Linked DNA regions of Homo sapiens: region 2 is linked to region 1. The links are chromatin loops, found by intact Hi-C in ENCODE. Cell type or tissue: CD4-positive, alpha-beta T cell. All regions are shown on one strand. Each heading gives the region's core, and the rest is flanking DNA. Links, peaks and the distances in the headings are about the cores only.

Evidence for each region. A loop is a pair of places that touch in the nucleus more often than their neighbours do. Peaks named below come from ENCODE experiments on the same cell type or tissue, not always from the same donor. Only the 100,000 strongest peaks of a DNase experiment are listed, where the experiment ranks them.
Region 2: it touches region 1 in a loop (5-fold over the local background); 4 of 110 quality-filtered maps call a loop at or near these places.

Annotation. Positions count from the first base shown.
Region 1 is chr22:41,962,220-41,970,541 of GRCh38, forward strand. SEPTIN3 (septin 3) reads left to right here and starts at 7,224. Exons shown (of 12, transcript NM_001363845.2): 1 at 7,224-7,458. In CD4-positive, alpha-beta T cell, for the core only: a CTCF peak has its summit at 4,629; a DNase peak (open chromatin) is centred at 4,622.
Region 2 is chr22:42,309,528-42,317,849 of GRCh38, forward strand. It overlaps a transcript of TCF20 not described here. Among named protein-coding and RNA genes, the nearest start is that of TCF20, 43 kb to the left of the region's middle. RefSeq lists enhancers at 895-1,601, 3,514-4,343, 5,175-6,004. In CD4-positive, alpha-beta T cell, for the core only: a CTCF peak has its summit at 4,600 (motif pointing left); DNase peaks (open chromatin) are centred at 4,584 and 7,734; H3K4me3 peaks cover 253 bases; H3K27ac peaks cover 919 bases.

The DNA.
Region 1 (8,322 bases), core at 55-8,054:
ACAACCAAACATTTTTGTGTCAGGCACTGAGAATCACAGATGATTAAAGCTCAAAAAAATGTCCCCTGCCAGTGTCTGGCATTGTGCTCAGCTCCTGTCAGGTTCTCCGTATAGCCCTGTTCATTTCTTTTTTTTTTTTTTCTTTTTTCTTTTCCTTTTTTTTTTTTTTTTTTTTTTGAGACAGAGTCTCGCTCTGTCGCCAGGCTGGAGTGCAGTGGTGCGATCTTGGCTCACTGCAACCTCCGCCTCCCAGGTTGGAGCAATTTTCCTGCCTCAGCCTCCCGAGTAGCTGGGACTACGCACCACCACACCCAGCTAATTTTTGCATTTTTAGTAGAGAGAGGGTTTCACCATGTTGGCCAGGATGGTCTCGATCTCTTGACCTCGTGATCTGCCCACCTCGGCTTCCTAAAGTGCTGGGATTACAGGCATGAGCCACTGTGCCCATCCAAGCCCTGTTCATTTTCATATCACTCCTGCCCTACCTCCCTCACCGGGTGATGGCAAATGTCAGAGATAGTGGGGAAGAAAGCACTGTATAAACGCCATGTATCACATAGCTATCCTCTTTTTTTTTTTTTTTTGAGATGGAGTCTTGCTCTGTCACCAGGCTGGAGTGCAGTGGCACAGTCTTGGCTCACTGCAACCTCTGCCTCCTGGGTTCAAGCGATTCTCCTGCCTCAGCCTCCCAAATAGCTGGGATTATGGGCATGCGCCACCATGCCCAGCTAATTTTGTATTTTTAGTGGAGATGGGGGTTTCACCATGTTGGCCAGGCTGGTCTTGAACCCTTGACCTCGTGATCTGCCCGCCTCGGCCTCCCAACGTGCTGGGATTACAGGCATGAGCCACTGCGCCCGGCCCACAGCTATCCTCTTGAACTCTACAGAGGCATGTCACATACCTAGGCCTGGCACCAAGAATGTAATGGAAAAGAGGATGTCCCTGCATCAGAAGAGCTCACAAACTGGGGTTACAGAAGTATAAACAGACAAACTATTATTATTAGTAGTAGTATTTTTTGAGAGGGAGTGTTACTCTGTTGCCCAGGCTGGAGTGCAGTGGTGTGATCTCAGCTTACTGCAACCTCCGCCTCCCAGGTTCAAGCGATCCTCCTGCCTCAGCCTCCCGTGTCTGGGACTACAGGTGCGCGTCACCATGCCAGGGTAATTTTTGTATTTTTAGTAGAGACTGGGTTTTGTCATGTTGGTCAGGCTGGTCTCGAACTCCTGACCTCAAGTGATCCGCCCACCTTGGCCTCCCAAAGTAGTGGGATTACATTGTGCCTGGCCAACAGACAAATTATAAAACTGTACCTGCAGCAAGAGAAGTATGTGTGCAGAACTGGAAACGGAACCGAAGAAGTGCCTAGTTTTTGGGGAAGGGGGTTGTCAAGGAAGGCTTCCCGGAGGACATGACTATTAATCTGGGTTCTGGAGGTGGAATAAGAGTTTTCCCTGCAAAGGGAAAGAAGGCTGCAAGTGTTAAGCCATGGACTCTGGAGAGAACCTAGTCCTTTTTGAGGACTGTGAGTGGTGTGGCCAAAAGACAGAATGCAAGTGAGCCAGTGGCAGGAGGGCAGGCGGATTAAGCAACCAGAAAGTGGCTTTTCAAGGAAGGCTTAGACCCAGACTGAGAACCCGATGACCTTCCTATTACCACCTACTCGAGGAAGCCTTCCCTGGCCCCCCCAGCAGCTTTCCCCATTACAATGCTAATCTTGTGTTGCGATTTTGTTCACGTCAGTGGGGAGCAGTGACCACATCTTCTCATCTTGGCTTGCAGCCTTACTGGCACTGGTCAGGGCCTCCTTAAAAGCTTGCTTGTTGCAAGAATGGGGCTAGTTTCTTTGGAAGTCCTGCCAGGAGTTGCCTGTTTGCTTAGAAACCAAGATTTCAGAAAGGCTTGGAGGTTTCCTGGGCATCAAGCTGTGTGCAGATTTTTAAAATGCTTTGAGAGGTTTTGCAGAGTCCTGGGAGCTTTCCCAACATCTGAGAGCTGTCAGGATGGGGAAGGGCAGGTGTGTCAGGGTTCGGCCCAGAACAGGAGGACAGGAGGCGGGAATGTACAGGGTCCCTGAGTAAGAATGGCTGCAATGTTCGGATTCCAGCCCTGGAGGGTGGCACAGGCTCCTCATTGTTCCGCCCCCTCAGTTCTTCACACTGGCTGAGAAGGAAGGGCTCGGGAAGGCTGAGAGACCAGCTTTGGGAGAAGGGCAAAGACTGCAGGCTCCCTCAAAAGACTATCACAGTCTCAGTCAACCACCCTTACAGAGAACCCCTGGCAGGCAGAGCTTTTTTCTCCCTCCCTCATAAGGTATGACGGGCTCAGTATTTGGAGCCTGGAGACCTAGGTGTCCAGCTACTGATTCACTGTGTGAACCTTGGCAGGTCCATTTCCCTCTATTTCTGCAGCTGTAAACAGCTGGAACTGATGAGAAAGTCAGAGGAAATCATGGAAGATACATAAAAAAGGAAATCAGAGTGCCAAGGCAACAATTTGAATGGCTAACATGGACTGAGCTCATGGACTAGCAATTGCCCATTGCATTTGTTTGTTTGTTTGTTTTGAGGCAGAGTTTTGCTCTTTCGCCTGGACTGGAGTGAAGTGGTGTGATCTCGGCTCATTGCAACCTCTGCTCCTTGGGTTCAAGTGATTCTCCTGCCTCAGCCTCCCAAGTAGCTGCGATCATAGGCGCCCGCCACCAGGCCCAGCTAATTTTTGTATTTTTAGTTGAGATGGGGTTTTGCCATGTTGGCTAGGCTGGTCTTGAACTCCTGACCTCAGGTGATCTGCCTGCCTCAGCCTCCCAAAGTCCTGGGATTACAGGTGTGAGCCACCGCGCCTGGCCCCCATTGCTTTTTTTTTTTTTTTTTTTTTGTGAGACAGAGTTTCGCTCTTGTTGCCCAGCTGGAGTGCAATGGTGTGATCTCGGCTCACTGCAACCTTTGCCTCCCGGGTTTGAACGATTCTCCTGCCTCAGCCTCCCAAAGTAGCTGGGATTACAGGCACGCGCCACCACACCCAGCTAAGTTTTTTGTATTTTTAGTAGAGACAGGGTTTCACCATGTTGGCCAGGCTTGTCTTGAACTCCTGACCTCGTGATCCGTCCGCCTAGGCCTCCCAAAGTGCTGGGATTATAGGCTTGAGCCACCGCGCCCGGCCCCCCATTGCATTCTTATGGCAACCATGCAAGTGGGTCCTCACTGCTGTTCACCAAAGGTTTCTGACTCTCCAGCTATCAGCACACGGTAGGATTAAACTTCCCTGCCTCCTTGTGATGGGTGGGGCCATAAGACTAGTTCTGGCCAATTAGTTGTAATTAGAAGTGAGTACAGGCCGAATGGCTGATGGACTAATGGCTAGTCCACAATTTGTCACTCCCTCCTTCCCTCTGCCACATGACTAGCAATGCACTAGAAGGCAGCCTGGGTCCCAGAGGGAAGAGGGCACAGAGCAGAGCCTTAGTGGACCCAAATTACTGTGGACATGAGACATGGATGAGAAATCAATGTATCATTGCGGCCAGGTGTGGTGGCTCAGGCCTATAATCCCAGTACTTTGGGAGGCTGAAGTAGGAGGATCGCTTGAGGCCAGGGGTTTTAGACCAGCCTGGGCAACATGGCAAAACCCTGTCTCTACAAAAATTAGAAAAATTAGGCTGGACGCAGCTCACGCCTGTAATCCCAGCACTTTGGGAGGCTGAGAAGGGTGGATCACTTGAGGTCAGAAGTTTGAGACCAGCCTAATCAACATGGTGAAACCCTGCCTCTACTAAAAATACAAAATTAGTTGGGTGTGGTGGCACACACCTGTAATCCCAGCTACTTAGGACGCTAAGGCAGGAGAATTGCTTGAAACTGGGAGGCAGAGTTTGCAGTGAGCTGAGATCATGCCATTGCACTCCATCCTGGGCAATAAGAGCAAAACTCCATCTCAAGAAAAAAAAAAAGAAGAAATATTAGCTGGGCGTGGTGGCACATGCCTGTAGTCCCAGCTACTCAGGAGGCTGAGGTGGGAGGATCACCTGAGCCTGGGTAGGTCGAGGCTACAGTGAGCTGTGATAGTGCCACTGCGCTCCAGCTTGGGCAACAGAGTGAGACCCTGTCTCAAAAAAAAAAAAAAAAAAAAAAATCAGCATGTTGTTATCAGCCACTGGGATTTGGGAATGGTTGTTACTGCAGCATAATTTAACTCATTCTGACTGATATAATCTCCATTTTACAGATGAGAGGGGAGCTCAGGGGGATTGACTTGTTTGAAAATCACATAGTTGTAACAAACCCAGGCTTGAAGGACTCCAGAGCCTATGACACTTGTCTGGGAGGCCACCACAATGGTTTTGTGGTTGAGTGGAGGCCTCTGTTCTCTGAGGCCACTTCCAGGCCTATGGATCTTTCCTTTGATGGGAAAGCACCATATGTATAGATAGGAGAGGGCCATTGTCACTTTGGGCCCCTAGAGGGCAGCTGAAACTTGGCCTGTAATTACTGGGCAGGAAGTGTCCTCTAAGCCTCTAAGCAGGGCAGATGGGCAGGAGGATGCGGAGATGAACATGACTCAGGCCTTGCTCTCAAGGCCCTAACAGCCTGGCAGGGAGCGAGATGGAGGAATTGTAGATCTTGAAGTAGAAGAGACCGACCACATGAGGGCATCTGATCCCTATTTTAAAAGGCAACTGAGTCCCAGAAGCACAAGTTAATCTGATAGACGTTGCCTGGTGAATCGTTGGCCAAAGTGGGGAGAGAACCCAGGGCCACTGATTTCAGCCCAAGGCTGCTTATCTCACAGAGATCATGTAATCCAATGGGGCTGGGCCCAGGAAAGTCTCCCTTGCTCCAATCCGTCCAGGCAGAGCTGTGCCTCTCCTTCCCAGCACCCTCTGTTCTTCCTTAAGTCAGGCCAGTTCTCAGGGCCTCAAAGCATGGAAGCGCCAGATAGCTGCCCTCCCCCATCCACTGGGATCCCAGCACGTTGCCCTGGTAACCAGAGCCCAGCCAAGTTTGAGAACCTAAAGCTGTAAGGGGAGAGAAAGGATAAGAAGAGGGATAGGGGCTGGGCACGGTGGCTCATGCCTGTAATCCCAGCACTTTGGGAGGCCGAGGCAGGCGGATCACAAGGACAGGAGATCAAGACCATCCTGGCTAACACTGCGAAACCCCATCTCTACTAAAAATACAAAAAATTTAGGTGGGCGTGGTGGCGGGTGCTTGTAGTCCCAGCTACTCGGGAGGCTGAGGCAGGAGAATGGTGTGATGGTGTGAACCCGAGAGGCGGAGCTTGCAGTGAGTCGAGATGGCGTCACTGCACTCCAGCCTGGGTGACAGAGCGAGACTCTGTCTCAAAAAAAAAAAAAAAAAAAGAAGAGGGATGGGTGCTAGGCCCACACAATCACCATTCAATCATTCATTCATTCATTATTTCTTTCTAAAGAAATTTACCGGTTGGGCACGGTGGCTCATGCATGTAATCTCAGCACTTTGGGAGGCTGAGGCAGATGCATTACTTGAGGTCAGAAGTTTGAGACCAGCCTGGCCAACATGGTGAAACCCCGTCTCTACTAAAAATACAAAAATTAGCCAGGCGTGGTGGCACACACCTGTAATCCCAGCTACTTGGGAGGCTGAGGCAGGAGAATCCTGAGGCTTGAACCCGGGAGGCGGAGTTGCAGTGAGCTGAGATCCCGCCACTGCAGTCCAGCCTGGGTGACAGAGTGAGACTCTCAAGAAAAAGAAACTTACTGAAGCCAATTTTTGCCAGACCCTGGGGCCCAGAGAAGAAGATCCAGGACCTTCATAACTGAGCTTTCCACCCAGGCATGGTGGCTCACGACCGTAATCCCAGCACTTTGGGAGGTGGAGGTAGGAGTATTGCTTGAGCTCAGAAGTTCGAGACCAGCCTGAGCTACATAGGGAGACCCCCGTCTCTACAAAAAATAAAAACTTAGCTGGGCGTGGTGGTGCATGCCTGTGGTCCCAGCTACTCTGGAGGCAGAAGTGGGAGGATCACTTGTGCCCAAGAGGCTGCAGTGAGCCATGATGGCGCCACTGTCTTCCAGCCTGGGCGACAGAGTGAAACCCTGTTCAAAAAAACTAATAACAACAACAGCAACAACAAACGAAACAGAGCTGAGCTAATATGGTAGCCACAGATTAAAATAAACTAAAAAATCCAGTTCCTTGGTCACTGTAGACACATTTTAAGTGATCGGTAGCCATCTGTGGCTAGTGGCTACTGTACTGGACAGCACAGACATAGAACATTTCCATTATCACTGAAAGTTGTATTGCCCAGCGCAGCTCCAGAAGCTCACTCGCTAAAGAGAGAGACACACAGGAGAGCAGACCAGACAACACAGTGTTGTGTGGGCTGCAATGTCCTCCTCGGTAAAAAGCAGGTGATGAGGCGGAGATTAAAGGAGATGCCAGGAGAATGCTTAGCCTAGTTCCTGACTCAGGGTGAGTGCTCGGAGGACATCTGCCATCACCGTACAGGACAGTACTATAGGATCTGTTTACATACCTATCTTCCTAGCAGACTGTGAGCTCCGCCCAGCCCTGGCATGGTGCCGGGCACAGAGCAAGTGCTCAGGAAATAGTAGCTGTTATCAGCACCATTGTTATTATCACCACTGCTATGACAGAGGCAGCCGAGGGCTGTGGGAACACAGAAGAGGGCTCCCATCCCAGCCCCAGGGCCAGGGGCTGCTGAGAGTCGGCATTGCCAGAGCCAGGCTGGGTGGCTTTGTGGTCCCCTCAGGGGCAGGCCTAGGGCGGGGTCCTCTTCACACCCTTAGGGTCTGGGTACAGGGTCCAGCTGGAGCAAGCTGGGGCTCAGGGAATAGTTGTGGAAGGAGCTCTAGCCTCCAGGAACTCCAGCCCCCTTGAGGAAAGACCAGGTGAGTGGGCAAGATGGTCTGAGGGTTGCAGAGCTGAACAGGGCATGAAGGGCACAGAGGCAGAGCCAGAGGGAGACTCGCGCTGGGACTACCAGAGTGCAGCCATATTTGGAGTACCCCTGTTTTTACTGCAGACTCCCCAGGCATCAAAGTCTGTGGGAGACAGAGCAGATTTGGGGAGGGCAGGCTGCAGGGAACCTCCCTGCAGGTGGCCGTGAGTGCCAGCCTGGCCGTTACCAGCCTCCCATGGCTCTTCAGGATTCCAGAGGCTCAGAGCAGCCATTCACAGCCGCCCACTCCTAGGAAGCCAGCCCCTCCCTGCACCAGAGCCCAGCCCAGCACGGTCTCCGGGGATGTAGCTGGTGGGACAGTGAGCAGAGGGCTGGGCCCTGTGCCTGGGGACTGTGGCCTGGAGGCTGAGCAGGAGCTGAGGAGGGGACCAGAGGGACAAGGCCCCTAAGCTGGCCACCATGGCCAGACTCTGAGTGCAGGGGAGGTGAGGGGCCTGCGTGTGCCTTATCTTCCCAGACACACTGGATCCTTCTTGTCCTCTGATCAAGGTAGGTGTGTAGGGGGGTGGAAGGGTGTGGGGGTTTGTGGGGGTGGGAGGGTGGTGGGGGTGGGGTGGGGAAGGACCAAGCAATCCATGGAAGATGGGAGTGCAGTGAGGGGATGGGGAGTCGGGTGATGCCCTCGGACACCCTGTCCTCTGGCCTGCTCTGTGTGTGGGTGTGCACACTGAGGGGAGCTGTTTGTGGCTAAGTGCAGGGTAAACGTGTGTGCCCAAGTGGATGTGGCTGTGCAGGAGGGGGCAGAAGTTCAGGGCTGCAGTGATAGGCCAGGTGGGAAAGGGTTGGAGGCCAGGACAGTCTTGGATACAAATATATGGCTGGAGAGGGATGAGGGGCTGGGGGCACCATTGTGAGGGGTGATGCCTTCCCTGTCCGGTGCCCTGCCTTCCCCGTCCCTGCTGCAGACCTCAAGGACCTGGCTACATGATCACTCCCCTCCCCATGAGCCCTCTGGAACTGACTCCTCCCACCAGCCCTGGCCTTGTCCCCCAGCTGCAGGTCCCAGCCTGCTGTGTTAAAAGCAACCAAACCAACTTTTTTCTAGAGGGTGAGTTACTTGGAGTCCAGAGTAGCAGGGAGTGGCCCATCTACTAAGACCACAGCCAGAGTCCTGAGCTTCATCCTCGACACCTCTTTGTGCCCACTCCCTACCCTGGGCAGTCCCGCCACTTCTACCCCTGTGCAATGCAGCCTCCTCCAGCCCCAGCCCTAGCTCTGCCCCTTGCACAGCCCACGGAGCAGAGAGTTTCAACTATGTCCTCATGGGATCCTGGCTTCAATTCTGTTCCCATCTGATCCCTCTGTCACACTGCCCGAGTGGCCGTTCCCACCTACAGATCGGAATGGGTCACA
Region 2 (8,322 bases), core at 272-8,271, 350 kb after region 1:
AGGCTCCTGAGCTTCCCCCTCCCCACATTCAGGAGTTCCCTACCCATCTACGGCTGCTGCACACCCCAACCGTGCCCGTGGCCCTCCACACCTCTGCCCACACTGTCCCCAATGCCAGCAACGCCCCTGCAACTCCCCACTGCCTAGAAAACCTGTATTCTTCCTTCCAGTCTCAGCTCAGACTTCTTTCCTCTCAAAGTGCCTCTGGACTGCCCTGTCTGGCTTTTCATGTCAGCTGCCAGTCGTCACCTCTCTGAGCCTTGCTGTCCTCGTCTGCAGAATAGGGGTGACACCAGCACCTCACAGTGTTGTGGTGAGGATGAAGTAAGAAAAACACAAACTGCCTGGGAAGCTGCTTCTGTCATCATCGCCATGAGGATGCTCTGAGGTTGTGTCCAAGGCTAACTCCACACTGGCCCTAATCTTACCCCTTCCAGCCCTGTCTCTCCAGTGCCCTGCACAGGGCCTGGTGCCCAGGCACTGCTGAATCAGAGGGCAGAACAGCCAACTGCCCGGAGCGGCCATGAAGTTTTCCCAGAAAAGGTGGACTTTGAAGGATGTGTAGGAGTTTATAAAGGGGCAGATGAGGAGGAAAAAATGAGGAGCAAACTCTAGGCAGAGGGAATTGTTTCTGTTGGACCTTGCAGGCCTTAACTGCCTGCCACACTGAGGAGTTTACATTTCATCCCAGGGGCAGTAGGAAATGGAAAGTGTTTAATTAGGGCAATGACAATCATATGTTGGCACATTCATCTAACACTTGCTAAGGGCCTACTATGTGCCAGGTCCTGGGGATCTAGTGGAAACAAGATGGACAGTCCCTGGGGCTACGGAGCCCATGTCCCACTGGGGGAGACAGACAGTGAGAGACTCTCACAAATAACCCATTGATGCCAGCTCTCTGGGGGGTTGTGCGGGGGGGAGTAAGTGGTGCTAAGAGACTGTCGACAATAACAGGAATCCAGCCAGGGGGGCGCGTGGGCTCAGAGGAAGCAGTGTTTCAGCCAGGCTAGACGAGGAAGGCATGCAGAGAACTTTCCAGGCAGAGCCCTGAGGAGGAAAGGAGTATGGCTCGTGGAAGTGGCAGCCCGCATGGCTGGAATACAGTGGAGAGGACTGGCGTGGCAATGGAGTGCAAGGAGACAGGGCCTGTGGTGGACATGAGCAGGGTGGATTTTAGCCCCCAGGCAATGGGTGGCCAGGCCAGGAGCCTGAGTCTGGAAAGTTGCAAATTCCTGGACAGAGAGTGACAAGCCAGCCCCAACAGGTGGATCTGTGGTTTAAGGAGGCCACTCTGAGAGCCCAGGAGGGCCCCGCAGAGCCTGGGCCGCCCGCCTGCCCGCCCTCTTTTCTCCCCAGCAGAGCAGCGGCAGGCAGATTGATGAGGCGGAGGCTCAATCTGTCTTGAGTTTAGCTCAGCTTCTGGCTGCATCTTGGATGACACTGGCTCATCAATACCCAAGAAAATACGGCCTGGAGGGAGGAACACTTAGGAACCGTATGGCTGGCCCAAGGCTGGCCCGGTGGCATCCAGGGATTGCTCCCCTCAGAAGGTGCACACGAGTGCAGGAATCGGGGGACAGGGGGGTGGCCAGGCTCCCAAACTGCGGCTCACACACAGCCTGCCTCCCCTCAAGGACCTGCACGCCAGCCCTCCCACCTGCGGCAGGCTCTGGGCAGGGGTCCCTGCGGGGCTGGCGACTGGGACCTGCAGTCAGGGAGGCAGAAGGGGGCTGCCTAAGTGCTTCATCTCCTGGCACCAGGCCCAGGCCCAAGGCCTTTCCCAAGGGGACTGGGGGGAAGGGCAGGAGGGGCACTGAATGGTGTGTCATAGAGTAGGTACCCCCTGTGCCTCAGTTTCCTCATAAGAGAAACGAGGACATTTTTGCCTCAGGGTGGTGTGGGGATCAAATCAGCCTCTAGAAGTGATCACCTTTCCTAAAGGACAAAAGGCTGTGAGGATTGGGCCCTCTCTCAGCAGCTGCAAACCAGAGGGGCTGACCTTGGTGCCCTGCAGGGGCCACACCACCATCATACACCCATGTTGTGGACAGGAGCAAGGTGCAGTTGAAGGGTATGGACGGGAATCATGCAGACCCCAGGCCTGGCCCTCCCAGCTGGGAAACCTGCTAGCGGTGCCTCAGTCCCCTCCCCTGCAAAACGGGGATGAAAACATCCCAAGCCCAGGGCTGTAGGGCTGAAAAGAGCAAGAAAAGTGCAATCCCGGGCACCCTGCAGGCACACAGGAGCTGCCGCGTGTCCTCCCAACTCTGATTTCCCCGTCTCTTCCACAGACCCCTGCACCAGAGCCCTGCATAGTCAAGACAGCCCTGTTCTCCTAGGCACATAGGTTACCCAGAAGCTGGGACTTGAAAGGGTCTCCTTCCTAGAAGGGGTAGTGAGACTCTAGGGTTCTGCATTTTAGAAGAACTTAGGGCAACAGTTATGCCAAAGGAATGAATCACAAACGGTAAAACTTCTGCCAAAAGGCAACAGAGAAGGAGGAAGACATGGAGGATGGGGAAGGTTGCTCCTAGGACTTAGAAATCACCTTGCAGAGACAGGAAGTAGTGATAGGGTATGTACTATATGGCCAACATTACACCAGGTGCAGGAGCTACAGAAGAAGGGCACTCTCCAATGCCGAGAAGGTGCCATCATGGATGAGTGAATGAGTAAGCAGCTGTGGGGATTACAGCAGCAAGGACTCTGCCACTGCCCCTCCTGACTGGTCCCCCAGTAGTCAGCGGGCCACCTGCCTGGTACCAGGACAGCCCACACAGACATGGCCCTGCCTTGTCTAGACCAGCAGCTGCTGAGAATGAGATCCCCATGGGTGTAGCTGGTAGAATAAATGGGTTCCCTGGCTGGACTTGACCTTATTGAGGGGGTCTGATGGAGCCAGGCCAGGTGGGGCCCCAGGCCTCAGAGGAATATACAAAAGGAGCTATGGAGGCGGGCCTGGGGGAATGAGGGTTGGGGGAGCTTGGATTCTAGAATCCACACTACCCACAAAACCACTATGGGGATCAAAGCCCAAGGTGATGACCCACGTTCAGAGCCAGCTCTATTATCACCCATTCCCCAGGGTGTGGAGTGGGCTGTGGGGACAGACAGACCTGTTGCCGCCCTGGCCTGGCAATCCCATTGCTGTCAGGTCCCGGTCACCCCCCATCCCTGCTGAGCCTCAGGCTCCCCATCTGCAAGATGTGACTGGTCATCCCTTCATGAAGAGCCAGGAGCTGCAAGTCCCTGGAAGCTCATAGAGTATCTCCCTCCTCTCCCCATTGTCTGAGCCACAGGTGAAAGCATGGGGCCCCAATCTAGTGCCCTGCATGCCCAATGCCCAGGCCTCAAGGCCCACGTCTGCAGAGCCCAGGGGAAAGGTGCCTTGAGGACGAAGCTGGGTCCTGGGGAGCCAGCTCCAGTACTGGGGGTGGCTCACTGTTTCCTGTCCAGGAATGCTCAGGACAACCAGCTTCTTGCAATCTTCCCAGCTCAGGCTCCCCAGCCTGAGTCACACCATCACCATACTGTGGACCCTGGACAAGCCTCCGGACTTTTCTGGGCCTCACCTTCCCCACCTGGGAGTGCAGGTGCTAATGCCCACCTGTGGGCTGTGTCACACCATAGGCCAAGAGCTTCTTCAGTGCCTGGCACTCAGTAGGCCTGCAATAAATGGAGACAGCTGCTAGGATGCAGGCGAACCCCCTGGTGCACAGTAGGGTCTCAACCCAATCCCGCTGACCCCATAGCATGGACAAGGCGAGGTTCTCAAAGGCCTCTGAGAGCCAGAGGTGCCTAGACCTGCCTCGTGCAATACAGCATCCTCTCCACAAGTCAGGAAAGGCCCCTGCAGCTGCGAGCAGAGCCCTGCCCGCTGCACTCTCCCATTACCCTCTCAGCCTTCCTTCACATTGCTTCCTGCCTCACACCACCTCCTCCAGGGGGTGCCTCGATCATCTGCCAGAATGCAACTCACTTTCCTGTGGATACCTCTGGGGTTCTGTTAGGACCCTGGATGTCCCCAAGACACCTGAGGCTCACTGCAGCCTCAACAGAATTCTTTCTTTTTTTTTTTTTTTTTTTTGAGACAGAGTCTCGCTTTGTCGCCCCAGCTGGAGTGCAGGGGCACGATCTTGGCTCACTGCAACCTCCACCTCCTGTGTTCAAGCAGTTCTCCCGCCTCAGCCTCCCGAGTAGCTGGGATTACACAAGTGTGCCACCACGCCCAGCTCACTTTTGTATTTTTAGTAGAGACAGGGTTTCGCCAAGCTGGCCAGGCTGGTCTCAAACTCCTGACTTCAAGTGATCTGCCCGCCTCGGCCTCCCAAAGTGCTGAGGTTAGAGGCGTGAGTCACCGCGCCGGGCCAACAGAATTCCCCGCCTCAGGGAACACCTTTGCCCCGGCTGTTCCCGCTGCCTGGAATGCTCTTTCCCAAGATCTGTGCGTGACTGCCTCCTTCCTGTCCTTCCCTTCTCAGTGCAACGGCAGGTGCTCTGTCTGCTGTGTTCAGAGCTGTGACCTTTGTGCCTACATAGCGCCTGCAACAAGGCAGATACAGGCTCAGCAGGGAGCCCCGTTCCTGAGGCTGGGGCTGCCCTATAGGGGCCCCTTGTGGCCACTCCAGGGCAGAGAGAAGACATCTCCGCTAACCCAAGGACCTGAAGATAAACTTGGAGGTGATGTGGTGCATGTCTGGAACTGGCCAGAATCCGTCTCTTCCGGATGTGTGCTCTGGGGCAGATGCCTAATGCGAATCGCTTCTGTCATCAGGACACCTGGGGGCTTGACACGGACCAGCTGCCGCTGCCGGGGGACAGGCTGCCAGAGCGCCGATGGGCTCTCAGCGAAATTGATGGCCATTGTCAGAAAATGATTTCCCCATGGCCACATCGCAGGCCCTCGGAGGAGCTTGAATCCCAGGCATCGATGCCTCCTGCGGCAGGCGGGCAGGCGGCCAGGCATGTGGGCAGGCAGCCCACACCTGACCCAGCTGCTTCCCAGAGCCGGGGAGCTAGCAATTACCAGGCGGGAAGAGGAACCCGCAGGTCCTGCACCCAGGAGGCCCAAGCCAAGGGCTGAGGGCTAGCAGGGAGCCCGCCTCTCCCAGGGAGAACAGGGGGTCCTGCCCTGCACCCCTCCTGTCTGCTCTGTGCCCACAAGCCCAGTGCTGACTGGCACAGTGCAAGCACCCGGTGGATGTCTGCTGAATGAAGGAAGGAAGAATGAACTCTAGAAACTTCAGAGAGGATTCTGGAGCAGCATCTGGAGAGGGGATTCAACAACAATAAAGAGGGCAGGGGCACGAAAACCTGGGCTCCAGAACCCCTCCCTCCAGCCCCGACCCAGGGAGGAGGGGAGCGGCTGAATGAGGGGAGGTGGCAGAGCGGAAGGCCCTCACAGCCCAGCCTCCTGGCCCAAAGTCTTCAGCTCACACCACAGCAGGATGTTTTTGTTTTAAACTGGCTGTGCCTCCTTTAAAAGTAAGAGGTGGCAGGAAATTGGATCTGATGACACAAAGCCAGTTTTCACACAATTTTTCAGAAACCTGGAATCAAGGAATGGTCTGAGGAGACCCAAGCAGGGAGGGGGCAGACAGGAGGCTGTGGACACCTCTAGAGATTTCCCCAGGGCAGTCCTGACAGGGGAGGTTCTGGAACAGTTCAGTCTGTCAGCAATCACCAGCCACCTAATGGGGGCCTGAAGCAATGAAAAGTGGGAGAAGCCAGTGGGAGCCCCAGGGTGCTCACACACCATGCTGGGGGTGCAGGAGAGGCACCACAGTGGGCTCCATCTGGGGTCCTCATGGCAGGTGGGCTGCAGGTGAGGACAGGCTCAGAGAGGAAGGACTCTCTGAAGGACAGGCAGCTTGAAGCTGGGGTATCCAGGCCAGGCACACAGGGTAAGAGAGGAAAGGAGGGCAGCCCAGGCAGGTGGAATGGGCTGGACATAGGCAGGAAGAGCAACATCCACTCCCTTGCCTATTCACTCAACAAACTTTCACTGGTTCTACCTCTGGGCAAAGTCCTGGGCTGGCCATGGGGCCAACACTGAGTGAGACTTCCTCACTGAAGCTGGTGGCTTCAGGAAGGTGTGGACAGTGCCATGAATGAGGGAAGCCTAGGGGGCCAGAGAGGGGGGCACATAAGACATCTACCATCCTGGGACAGGGCTGGTCAGAGAGGACTACCCAGAGGAGGCATCATTAGAGTGGCAGATGAACCAGAGGTAGCCCCAGGTGGAGGAGACAAGAAAGGCATCCAGGCAGAGGGAACAGCAGGAGTAAAGATATAAAGACAAGGCTGGGCGTGGTGGCTCACGCCTGTAATCCCAGCACTTTGGGAGGCCGAGGTGGGTGGATCACTTGAGGTCAGGAGTTTGAGACCATCCTGGCCAACATGGTGAAATCCCGTCTCTATTAAAAATACAAAAAATTAGCTGGGCGTGGTGGTGCATGCCTGTAATCCAGGTTACTCGTTGTCAGGAGAATCGCTTGAACCCAGGAGGCGGAGGTTGCAGTGAGCTGAGATCGCGCCACTGCACTCCAGTCTGAGTGACAGAACAAGACTCTGTCTCAAAAAAAAAAAAAAAAAAAAAAAGATTTAAAGACAAGAGGCCACATCAAGGCAGGATTTGGACTTTATCCGAGCACCAGGGAGCCCTGGCAGCTTCCAAGGAAGAAGGGACCCAGGCAGGTTTGCAGGCTAGGAAAGTCACCAGGCACAAATGGAATAAAGACTGCAAAGTGCCTGCAGGCTTCCAGGGCCAGAGTGGTGATGAGAAGATGCTCCCAAACGCTGACCCTGTGAAAATGTGACACCCAAAAGAGCACTAGCATGGGAGTCTCTGCTCAGTTCAGTCCCCTGGGCCTTCCCTGCACCCATGCAGCAGGGGCACACCACACATACTCAAGGAGACAGACTGGCCCACAAGTTAATCTGTCAGAGCCTGGAGGGTCAGAGAAGGGCGAGGTGGGCAGAGGCTCCTCCTCCACCTGCCAGGTTCAAGCGATTCGCCTGTCTCAGCCTCCTGAGCAGCTGGGACTACAGGCATGCGCCACCACGCCCGGCTGATTTTTGTATTTTTAGTAGAGACGGGGTTTCACCATGTTGGCCAGGCTGGTCCTGAACTTGACTTCAAGTGATCCGCCTTCCTCGGCCTCCCAAAGTGCTAGGATTACACGCGTGAGCCACTGCGCCCTGCTGGCCCACCTTTTCTTGCTGAAGCCAGGATCCGAACACATCACTTCCCTGCTCAAGGGCCATCGATAGCTCCCACCACCTCCTGGATCACAGTCAAACTCTTTGGCCTCCAGCCCCTCTGAAGCTGACACTGGCAGAACTTTCTGGTCTCATCTCCACCACTTCACTCCAGCCAAGCGTCGCCCTTTCCCCAAGTGCCAGGCGTCTTTTCCCGTCTGTGCCCACTGCTTTTCTCTTCCTGGAATGCCCTTCCTTACCCCTTTGCTGCCAAGTGGACTCTGGCATGGCCGTAAGGCATCTTCAATGGTCCCATGTCCTCAACACTCTTCCCAGACACCCCAAATCCCCCAAAGAGCACTGGCAACACTATCCGTCTGCCTCCCCTGCAGACTGAGCGCTCTGTGTGCTTGGCCACGTCTGACTCACCCCACCTTCCCCGCCCGCCCTCACTCGGCACACCCTCAACATTTGCTGAAATGAATAAATTATCTCATTTAGCCACAGAGCACTCCCAGCTTGAATGTCGGAGGTTCAGCCAAGAGCCCTAGCGTGGAAATCACCACACTGAAGGTGGCAATATTTCACCTCGCCCAGAAATTTACTGCAAGTTCTCAAGTCTCCCTAGAGTGCGTGTTTATGTGTGTGGTGGGGAAGGAGGGGCGGCGCTGGGTGACGGAGCTTCGATTTAAACACAGATGACGGAAAATCTCCTTTTCCTCCCACTATGTCTGGCCCACCAAGCCCACCTAGGCCCTTCCCCAGTGTCACCTCATTACCCACTCACTACCTGGTACATGGGCAAAGAAAAATACCCCCATCTCACCAAGGTGGAAACTGAGGCTCGGAGAGGCCAAGTGACTGGCCCAAGGCAGCACCCTCAGAGGAGGGCTCTGCTCCTGCATTCCCGCTGGGGGCTGGGGGGGAAAGGGGTGTAGACTCAGCCGCAGGACAGCGGGAGGGTGGGGGTTCTGTGGGCCTTTCCCACGGTCCAGCAGTGGGGAGGGTGGAAGAAGGGAGCCGAGGTGGGCACAGGGCGATCCCTCCCTCACAACGCTACAGAGAAAAATGGCAGGCAGCCAGCAGGGCCCAATTAGGTAGCCAGCTTCAAAGGCACCC